Regions from separate parts of the Homo sapiens genome. Here region 1 is linked to region 2. Evidence: read pairs that join two places in POLR2A ChIA-PET (ENCODE). Cell type or tissue: MCF 10A. All regions are shown on one strand. Links, peaks and the distances in the headings refer to the core of each region. The heading gives the core; the rest is flanking DNA.

Evidence for each region. ChIA-PET counts read pairs that join two places held together with the same protein. Peaks named below come from ENCODE experiments on the same cell type or tissue, not always from the same donor. Only the 100,000 strongest peaks of a DNase experiment are listed, where the experiment ranks them.
Region 1: POLR2A ChIA-PET joins it to region 2 with 6 read pairs; 2 of 35 experiments call an interaction of 5 or more read pairs at or near these places.

The regions. Positions count from the first base shown.
Region 1 is chr1:7,702,698-7,708,065 of GRCh38, forward strand. The region is part of intron 11 of CAMTA1 (calmodulin binding transcription activator 1); the gene reads left to right. LOC105376689 (translation initiation factor IF-2) reads right to left here and starts at 1,865. Exons shown (of 5, transcript NR_188653.1): 1 at 651-1,865; 2 at 414-533. RefSeq lists a silencer at 1,786-2,205. In MCF 10A, for the core only: no CTCF peak of the experiment used is centred there; no DNase peak of the experiment used is centred there.
Region 2 is chr1:8,209,794-8,215,161 of GRCh38, forward strand. LINC01714 (long intergenic non-protein coding RNA 1714) reads left to right here. Exons shown (of 4, transcript NR_125998.1): 2 at 694-802; 3 at 4,832-4,885; 4 at 5,286-5,368. Among named protein-coding and RNA genes, the nearest start is that of LINC01714, 3.8 kb to the left of the region's middle. RefSeq lists enhancers at 1,499-2,698, 2,176-2,470. In MCF 10A, for the core only: no CTCF peak of the experiment used is centred there; a DNase peak (open chromatin) is centred at 2,328.

The DNA.
Region 1 (5,368 bases), core at 153-5,152, 510 kb before region 2:
TAATGTATGATGGACATATGGAAAAGTGCACATATTCTAAGTATGCAACTCAATGATTTTTCACAAACTAAAACCAGTGCCCAGGTCGAGATTAAAACAGCACCAGAAACCCAGAAGCCACCCCAACCCCAGCCTCCAGCCACTCCTCCTCGCCCCCAAGTACCCCGTTTTGGCAAAGCTGGCAACGGTAGCTAACTTTGATTGAATGTACATCAGTGCCAGGCACTGGTACATGCACCTTCCACCTATTGATTCCTTTAACTCCCGCACCATAGATATGAAGGCACAGACAGTGGAGCACACAGCTAGCAACGAGCCCACTCTGAACCCAGGGGGGTTGGTTTCCCGAGCCTATGTGTCCCTGATGACTACCCTTTCATTGCCGCCCTGGAAAACAAACAGAACTCACTCACTGTGTACTGCAACACCAACACATAACAAAGCTGGAGGTTTGGTTCTGCTGAGAGCGTCAGGAAAAGCCACTGAGGGTGGCCAGATTTGAGCTGGACCTTGATGAATGCATAGGAGTCTCCCTAGCAGATAAAGGGGAGGAGTTGCATAGCAAAGGTGGTGGGGGGAGCGTGCAAGGGGTCCTGCGTGGTGACCCGGGGGGCGGGCGAGGGGTAGACAGGTGCAGTGGGAATACTGACCTAGAGCAGGATTGGAATATGTACTGGGGCTTTGCCAGGGCAGGCTTCGGAACAGGAGAGGAACTTGCTCAGGTTTACAGTGGGTGGCAGCCCCCAAGGGAAGCCATGGACGATCTACCGGCATGGGCAGGACCCAGCTTGGTCAGGGTGTCCTTCACGCGGCCTCTAACCAGCGATTCCTCATTGGGTGTACAGGCTTAAGGGCTCTGCAAATGTTGGGGTTGTTTCTGTGTGCGTTTGGGTAGGGTCAGAAAAGAGACTCCGCCCCCAATTTCGAGACACCTTTTTACCCAGGTGGCAGAGACATGGCCGATTTTACAGATAATTGACTGTATCTATATATCTATATCTATTAGTATATAACAAAAACAAAATAGGCGGTCTCATCACAGGTCTTGGGGTCAGGCACTTTCTCTGTGCGAGGCCGTGGGACTGCAAACAGCACAGGGAAAAAAGAAAGCGGGATCCGCTCGGGACGCCTGAGCCTCGATTAAGAGGTGCGGCTCGGGATTTGTGGCCGGGGCGAGAGACCCTCACGCAGAAGTCCCCAAGTGCGCAGGGCTGGAGCTGGAACTTTGGAACGCGGAGGTTAGACCCAAAGGGTGGGCGGAGCCTGCACTCCAGCTAAGGGGGCCCAGCGCCGCACCCCCTCCCCAAAGCCGGAGCCGCCGCCACCGTCCCCGCCCACCGTCCTCCGCCCCGCCCTGGCCCTCCCCGGGTCCTCGGGCCCCGGCCCCCTCCCTCCAGCCTGGCCCCCACGCCTCCCCGCTCGTTGCGCAGCGCCGGCTCCTCCCGCCGGCTGCATTGCAGACGCCGCCGCCGCAGGGCGCGCCGGGGCCGCGCAGGGAGCCCGAGCCCGGGAACGCGGGCCCTCGGCGCGGAGCTTCGGGCGGCCCCGACGGCGCGGGGAGCCAGGCAGGGCGGGCGCGGGGCGGCCCCGCGGGAAGGGGAACGGGAGGCCCGCGCGGGGCTCCGGGGGCCGTCGGCCCGGGCAGCGGGCGCAGCCGTCGGGCTCCGAGCCGTCCCGGCCTCGAGGGAACCGTCGCCGCCCCATTCGCGGGCCGCGCTGAGCCGGGCGGGCGGAGCGGCGGGGACCGCGTCGCGAGGGACCGGGGGCCCGGCTCTCGCGCGGGGACGCCCGGGCCGCGCTCCGCCCGCAACCTCCGGCCGGGCCCCCGCCGTCCAGCGCGGCTCGGGCGCAGTTCCGGCGCAGTCCCCGCGCCGAGCGGCTCCGCGCCCCGCACCAGCCTCTGCCCGGCTCCGGGTGACGTCGCATCCTCCGATTGGACCACGCGGCCTGGGGGGCGGGGTCTGGTCCGGTGAGCTCACCGCCGCGCCCCGCCATTGGTCCGGGCGGCGCACTCGGGCAGTGGCGGGGAGACCGCGGTACCCGGAGCCCCGCGAGTCGTTCCAGCTGCGGCGAGTGGAGCTGAGCGGGCGCGGGGCCGGGCTGGGCCGGGCCGGGCGGGGCCGGGCGGGGCGCGGGAGCCAGTGAGCGGCGGCTCGGCGCAAGCCTGACGAGCAGGAGCCGAGCTCAGCAGGTCCGGGTAGGTGCGCGGCGGCGCGGGGCTAGGCGGAGGGCGCGTGCGGTCGAGGGCGGCGGCCGGCGGGGGCGCGCGCGGGGCGGGGGCGGGGCCGGGGCGTGGGGACACGCGTGCTCGCGGGCCGGGGGCGTGGTGCGCGGCCACGCGTGTTTCTGGCGCGAGTGTGCGGGGCCAGGCCGGGAGGGCGTGCGCGGACCGGGCGTGTTTACGCGCGGCAGGGAGGGGCCACGAGGGTGCGCGCGTTTCTGGCGCGAGTGGGAAGTGTGGGGATCCGGCGGGCCCGGTGTGAGGGGCGTGTTTCTGGGGCGAGAGTGGGGAGTGAGTGTGAGGAGCAAGGGTGAGGGGCTGCAGGGAGGGGTGCGTTTGGCCGAGGAGTGGGTGGGAGACACGCGTGTCCATGCCGCGAGGGTGTGTCGACGCCCGAGCCTGCGTGGGGCCCGGGGCCGTGTGTCTGGAGTGGCCGAGGGCGTGAGGGGCGCGCGTGTTTGTGCGAGGGGCGTGTGCGGCGGGTGTGAGCCACGCGTGTCTGGGTGCGCGCGCGGGCCGGATGAGCTTCTGGAGTGGTGCGAGGACGCGCGCGTGTGTCTGTGTCGGAGCGAGGGCGGGGACGAGCGTGTCGGGCGCGCGCGGGCGGGGCTGGGGCGGCGTCGGGGCGCGCGGGGGCCCGGCCCGGCCGGCGGCGAGTGTGTTGGGGCGCTCGGCTTCTCCTCAACACGGGTTTTTGGGACCCAGTGCCGCCTCCTTCCCGCGGCGGGGCCCGCGGAGCTCCCGGTTTCCCTGGGCAGACAGGTGCGAGGCGAGGTGCGGGCACAGCCCTGCGCTCCTCAGCGGGTGCGGGATCGGGCGACGGGGGACTGTCTCTAACTACAGACCAGGGGAGCGGAGGGACGCTCGATTCACCCGCGTGCACAGGGCAGTCCTGAAAGTGGATGGAAGGCTCGGAGGAACTTCTGAGAGCTTTGCTTCCCTGCAGACTGGCGACCAGAGAGCACTTTCCACGCGCAGATGGGCCAGGATAGATGCTCGGGGTGGCCCTTTTGCATTTTCGGAGCTCTGGTGATTGGGTTTCTAGGTATTGCGCCTCTTTAGAGGTGGCGCTGATGGCGTTCTGGTGTTTGAGACTTTTTCGATCTCTGTAGATTACTGCAGACATCAAAAGCATTTCTCTACAAATCAGGTATCAGAATAGATTTCTGAAATGATGATATTCTTGCAGACTGTCTTCTTAATCAGTTGCCTCACCAGGGAAGGACGACAATTTTAAAGTCCATTTTCTATTTTGCCCACTTTTACTTGATAGGATTTCTGCTGGCAGCCTGAAGTATCTAATCCCGGAAGCGGACTCAGTAAACGTGAGAGGTGCCCTCAGATAACTACAGAAATGCCTCCTGTGTTTGGTTGCTTGAATGAATGCATTATATTTTTTCCACCAGTGAGGCCAACCCCTGACTTTTTAAAATTGTGCTCCCAAGTTTTATCGATAAAATGTCTGGCTATTACATACAAGGAGTCTTTTTCTCTTACTACCTTGAGGAACTGAAGTGTTCCGTTTCCCTGCAGAATCTGTGTCTTATCGAGAAACTATTGCTGGGAACCGGATCAAGAGAAATGCATTATGCAGAAGCACTTTTCCTGCTGTGTGTTTAGAAAAAAAATAGTTATTATTCCAAGACCAGAATTAGACACTAGCAAATAAATTTGTTTCTCTTTTTCTTTGTATTAGATTTAGAGAGTAATAATGTTTAATGTCCAAGAAAATAGCATTTACTTACAGCGTATGCATTTCCTAAATAAATTTAACCTAGTAGTGAAAAGAAGCAGAGAACTGCTGTGTATTCCTGAGAGACCTTGATGAGGTCGTCCTGATTAATTATAATCTGAACAACTCAAATGGAAATACAGTATTTCATGTACTCGTTAATAACAGTCTTGTTTGTATTATTTAAGGATTTGGCTTTGGTGATACCCTGGCGGATGCATTATTTCAGGCTATTCTTTTTTTTTTTTTTTTTTGAGACGGAGTCTCGCTCTGTTGCCCAGGCTGGAGTGCAGTGGCATGATCCCGGCTCACCACAACCTGCACCTCCCGGGTTCAAGTGATTCTCCTGCCTCAGTCTCCCGAGTAGCTGGGACTACAGGTGCGCGCCACCATGCCCAGCTCATTTTTGTATTTTGGTGGAGATGGGGTTTCACTATGTTGGCCAGGCTGGTCTTGAACTCCTGACCTTGTGATCTGCCTGCCTCAGCCTCCCAAAGTGATGGGATTACAGGCGTGAGCCACCGTGCCTGGCCCAGGCTTTTCTTTAGTCTTCTATTTAGGACTGAACTGGGCCTTTACTAAGAGCTGTCACTGCTGCAGTGTATTCATGTGGGGCTGTTCTAGAATCCAGTACGTGAATAACAAGTGGAACTGAGTATTATTTACTTAATATGAGAAAGATAGCAAAGTTAAAGCATTGGTTGATATGAAAGTTTCCCGAGTGAAAGGTGTGAGGCTCTTTTTGAAACAGGTTTCACTCTGTCTCCCAGGCTGGAGTGCAGTGGCATGATCATGGTTCAGTGCAGCCTCCACCTCCCGGGCTCAGGTGATCCTCCCACCTCAGTCTCCTGGGTAGCTGGGACTACAGGTACACACCACCATGCCCGGCTAATTTGTTGTATTTTTTGTAGAGATGAGGTTTCTCCATGTTGCCCAGGCTGGGCTCAAACTCCTGAGCTCAAGTGATCCACCCGCCTTTGCCTCCCAAAGTGCTGAGATCACAGGCGTGATGGTGGGAGAAGTCCAGATGTGATGTATTGAATTACATTAAAAACCACAAGTTAGTATTACTCACATTTAACATTTCAGAAGTGCTTATTAGCCTGCTGGGTGATACCAATGGGTAGTGTCACATCATGTCATGGGGATGTTGGCGTTCATAGTCATGGAGACCTTCAGTTAGAGTCTTCTCCTCTTCTTGAGTGAATTGCCCTGAAGTCAAATGACCATCTTTTCTTTGCTATTCTCTTATGTGACTACATTTGGCTTAACATGACAGGCAGACAAGGAGATGCCGTCGCCATCAGGAGATAGTTACTCTTCACCCCACAGGCAGTACAGCAAGTGACTCATTAAAACCATGATATGATACCTTGTGAATAGTAAGTTTAAAAATACGGCCAGGTGTGGTGGCT
Region 2 (5,368 bases), core at 233-5,232:
TTGAGCCCAGGAGTTGGCAACCAGCTTGAGCAACATGGTGAATCCCTGTCTCTACCAGAAAGAAACAGAAAAAAGGAAAGAAAAGAAAGAAGAAAGAAAAAAAGAATGCAAGCTTCATGTTTGGCTGTAGCCTCCGCTGAGGGAGCCTCTCCAGTCCCGACTGCCGCGTGCCCTGGGTGGCGGAGGAATTTGGGGGTGGACCTATCTCAGTTGTATCTGGAAGAATTCTCAGGTTAGAGGGTGAAAAATATCTTTTTTATCCTTTCTCTTTTTATTTTTATTTTTATTTGAGCTAAGGTCTTCACCTAGGTCTGTCACCCAGGCTGGAGTGCAGTGGTGACATCACGGCTCAATGCAGCCTTGACCTCCTGGGCTCAGGTGGTCCCCCCACCTCAGCCTCCTCGGTAGCTGGGACTACAGGTGCACACCACCACACTCAGCTAATTTTTATATTTTTTGTAGAGATGGGGTTTCACTTTATTGCTCAGATTGGTCTCGAACCCCCCAGGCTCAGCAATCTGCCCGCCTCCGCCTCCCAAAGGGCTGAGATTACAAGTGTGAGCCACCGTGCCCGACCAATGTCATTTCTTAACGTTGATTTCCCCCTTAAGATGGGCACTGTGCCGAGAGATGTGGGAAAGAGTCTGCAAGCAGCCCCTTCCCCCGTCATCTGAATCTTTCATTTGTAAATAGGAGGATTTATGTGGAATCTGGCTTTTCTGATAGCATCGACGTTCCTTCCCGTGCCTTCTGAGTCTGTTTCTCTTAATTTGACTGTGGTCTCTGCTCTTCGCTGGACTCAGTAAGTATCTCACGCTCAGTTTTGGTGGAGGTCATGGATTTAACCCTTAGAGAAACCGTGGGGCAAGACTCAAGCTCATGAAGCCATGAGACGGCGAACCCCACATGTGAAGGCACCAGCTGGTAGTGAATATTCCCTGGGGAGGCGACCTTGGTGTTAATTCATTTATCAAGAATCATGAGGCCGGGCGCGGTGGCTCACACCTGTAATCCCAGCGCTCTGGGAGGCTGAAGTGGGCAGATCACAAGGTCAGGAGTTCGAGACCAACCTGGCCAACATGGTGAGGCTCCTTTCTCTACTAAAAATACAAAAAGTAGTCAGGCATGGTGGCAAGAGCCTGTAGTTCCAGCTACTCGGAAGGCTGAGGCAGGAGAATGGCGTGAACCCGGGAGGCGGAGGCAGTGAACCGAGATCACGCTACTGCACTCCAGCCAGGCCAACAGAGCGAGACTCCATCTCAAAAAAAAAAGAATCATGGCATCCAGCACCCTTCTAGGCACTTCACAAAACCATGCAGTTATTTTGTCCTGACCACAACCCTGAGGCAGGTGCTGTTATCATTCCTGGTCTTCGGATGCAAAGAGTGAAGCCCGGAGGGAGAGACTGCATACCAGGCTCCGATTCTGACTCCCAGAAAATGGGGAGCTTGGAGCCAGCCCAGGTGGAGCAGCCTCGGGTGCTCCACTCCACTGCCTCGTGATCACCTGCAAGGGCTTTATGCACCCAGCACCCAGCACCCAGCACCCACGCAGGCGGTGCAGGGAGCAGGTCTCTTTACCAATTTAGTTGCCACATCCCCAAAAAGCATTGAGTCCTGGAGCAGAGATCGTTTCAGCGATAGTGAGTTTGGGAGATGCTGAGATCGACTCTTGATGGGTCGTGGAGCTACCAGGCTCCTCTGCCTGGGGAGGAACAGGTGGCTACCCTCTGGAACATCCCAGCTACTCAGGAAGGCTGAGGCAGGAGAATCGCTTGAACCCAGGAGGCAGAGGTTGCGGTAAGCTGAGATCATGCCACTGCACTTCAGCCTGGGCAACAAGAGCGAAACTCGGTCTCAAAAAAAAAAAAAAAGGAAGGGAGGAGTGATATTAAAAGAGCCCGTTCTAAGGACAAAGGCCCCCACTTGCGCAAAGCTAATTATCAGAACCATGGCTAGAAAACTCGCAGAGTTTGGGCAGGCCACCTCCACCCTCATTTCCTCCCCTAAGTACCCCTCTACAGACATCTGCTACCTAAGAACACACGAACACAATGTGGACCTACGGCCCTGTTATTCCAGCTTGGAAAAAAAAAAATCACACCAGGTTGACTCGGTTGGGCTCTGCACCCCAAATGCCATAGCGGCCTCCGGGGGAGGCGGGGAGCGCTGTGTTGGCCCCTCACGCTCGCTGGACTTTCTGCCAGCCTGCCCTCTTTAGCGCTGGTCGGGCTCTGTGGTGGATATGTCGAAAGTTAGGGGAACATTGAGTCATCTCCTCCCTTTCAGCTGCGGCATATTTCTGGGAATGCGAAGCACATTTGAGCGACGTGACATTCCTTACCTCGCGGCAGCAAGGCAACTGCCCACTTCCTTTCGAGTCATGTTGCATCATCTTTCAGAACAGGACTAAACAAATAGTCTCGATACATGGCTTTAGGAAAGAAAAGCAAGTGTGCACGTTTGAACCCCACCCTCTCCGTGTGCTAGGGCACGATTCTCCTGCCCCCGAGGGAGAGAGGGCACACACCGTTGTGGTTAGTCTCCTGCCTTTCCACAGATAAGAACCACGTATATGTGTTCTATGCGCATCTCATAATCACAAAAAAGAGGCATGTGACATTCAATATAGGTGTGTTTCCTAACACATGTGTCAGAGGCGTCTATGGCTACGTCAGTTCTAGTGATGGGCATTGCAGTTTTTAAAATTCCTTGTCCTTGTCATCTTGGAATAAGTCACAGGAAAGGTAAATGATCTGTGTAAACCCTTTGGCCTGTGGATCAACTTTTATACATCTAAACCTGGGAAAAAATGTTATTTATTAGCAAGAGAGTGAACAAACATTTCAAGCTTGCAGAGGGAAGCTGGGGGTGCAGAGAGGATGCAAAAGTGAACAGAACGGGCATCTGTTCTCAAGAGGCTGCAGGGTCATGGTGGAGACAGAGCCCTGTGGAGCAGGATGCGTGGGCAGTGGACAGTGCACCAAGTGTTTGCTCAGGGGAGCGGGACCCAGAGGGGACCTGGAAATACAAGCTCCAGGAGGGATGTCTGAGCCCGGCGGGGGCTGCTGGGATAATAAGAAACAGTCTCCGTGCAGGTGGTGGGCACTCACAAAGAGGGATGGGAAAGTGCTGAGCACAGCTCCATCTCAGGCTGGAAACGGACTCTGCATCCAGAGCCACGGGGCCTGTGGAAGCCATGCTGGGGCTGGGACACCTCTAGGTGTTCAATGGTAGGGGGACTGTAGCCATCTAAGTCTTGAGCAGAGAGTGACCTGCTGCAGATATGCCTTGGGAAAGTCATCCTGGTGACACACTGAAATTTGTCCTGGGAAAGATTGAAGGTGGGGACATGTTAGGAGGCCATGTCAGTGCTGCAAACAGGGCTGCAATGACAGCCAGGGCTAGAGCAAGCGAGATGGGGATCACACAGCAGTGGTGCAATCGCAGTTGTGTGTGTGGAGCACTGACCCTCTGATTGCACGGTGCTGCACACTTACGCGAGCCGTCTCATTTCGCCATCAGAACCGCAGCCCTACGTGGCAGGTCAGCTATCACTCCATCTTACAGATGAAGAAACTGAGGCTCAGGGAACAGAGATAGCTGTTCACTGTCACACACTGTGTAAGCAACAGGGCCAGGACAAAAAGGGAGGTCTGTCTGATTCCATTCTCTCCCTTTAGAGTGAAATAACAGAACTGCTTGAAACCCAGTTAACTGTGGAGGGAGAGGGAGGTATTCTGGTGGCTTCTGTCGGGAGGCCTCAGAGAACAGATGACGTGACTAAGATGGGGGCAGGCAGGTGGGGGAGGAGGAACTTGTAGCTAGGCTGAGTGGGACCAGGTGAAAATCTGACACCAACAAAACACCACTGGTGGTACTGATGGTCTAGGATTGGAGCTATAGACCCGAGGTTCCTATAAAAGACTGAGGCTAGGAGTGTCCCTTTGCTACAAAAGGAAGATGTTTGTACGTATTGCTGGAGTAAGAAAGCAAGGCGCAAACAACGTCATAGAAGAGTGCCCTGAGAGTTCGTCACATTCCAGGCACTGGCTAAATGCCATGCATCTTGTGACAGCCTTTGACGTGGTGCTACCGTCATCTTCAGTTTATAGATGAGAAAACGGACACTCAGAAACATTAAGTAACTTGTCCAAGGCCATGGGGTTAGTAAGAGGTGAATCTGGGACTCGAGTTGAAGTCAAACTTCCAAGTGCATCTGCAGACACAAAATATGGGAAGAATTCACCTAATTGAGGGTTACAAAACTGTTTGCTGGGACTGTAGTCTCCTCACATTACCTTTATTTTATTTTCTTTTCTTTTATTTTTTAAGACGGAATCTCACTCTGTTGTCCAGGCTGGAGTGCAGTGGTGCCATCTCGGCTCACTGCTACCTCCACCTCCCAGGTTCAAGCAATTCTCCTGCCTTAGCCTCCCGAGGAGCTGGGATTACAGGCACACGCCACCACGCCAGGCTAATTTTTATATTTTTAGTAGAGACGGGGTTTCACCATGTTGGCCAGGCTGGTCTTGAACTCCTGACCTCAGGTGATCCACCCACCTCGGTCTCCCAAAGTGCTGAGATTACAGGCTTGAGCCACCACACCCGCCCACATTCCCTTTACATATCTGTATTCTCTAAACTGTCTACACTTAATATACAATATTTTTGTAATAGGGAAAAAATGTTTTAGGAAAGCAAAAAGGTGGAAGTGTAAACCGGTAGACACGGTAGACATTTTGGAAGACAATTTGCCAACATCCATCAAAAGTTGAAAAATTGGCCTATTCCTTGACATAGAAATTCTTTGACACAGAAATTTGTCCTAGGTGTTGAACAGGACACTGAAGGACAAGGAGGAACTTATCCATGGAGGGGGTAGGGTGAGTGCATGCAAATTCCAGAAAAAGGGAACTGCATTGTCTGCAAAAGCCTGATGGCAGGGCAGTCCATGACTGATTCCAGCCCAGTTTCTCTGCAGACTCTCCCGCTTGTCAATTATACAGACAACTGGGGCACCCTCACCCCTACCCCAACACCACCACTCAGACCTCCGGAATCAGAGTCCACAGAGGTGGGGTCAAGGAATCTGAATTTTTATTTTATCTATCCAGTGCCTTGGGTTATTCCCATGACCAGTAAGTTTGGGAAACACTGGCTGCTGCAGGAGGCATCGGGAACTGCTCTGGGAAAGCTGGGTGGAGCTGAAAGGAAATGGTCTTGGATCCCATGTGGAATTTAAATTTAATACCCAAGGCTGTTGCTTCTTTTCTTTCTTTCTAGGGGAGATGTCACAAATTCTGCACCAGAATCTCACAAATCACAAAGAACTTACTCATGTAACGAAACACCACCTGTTTCCCAGT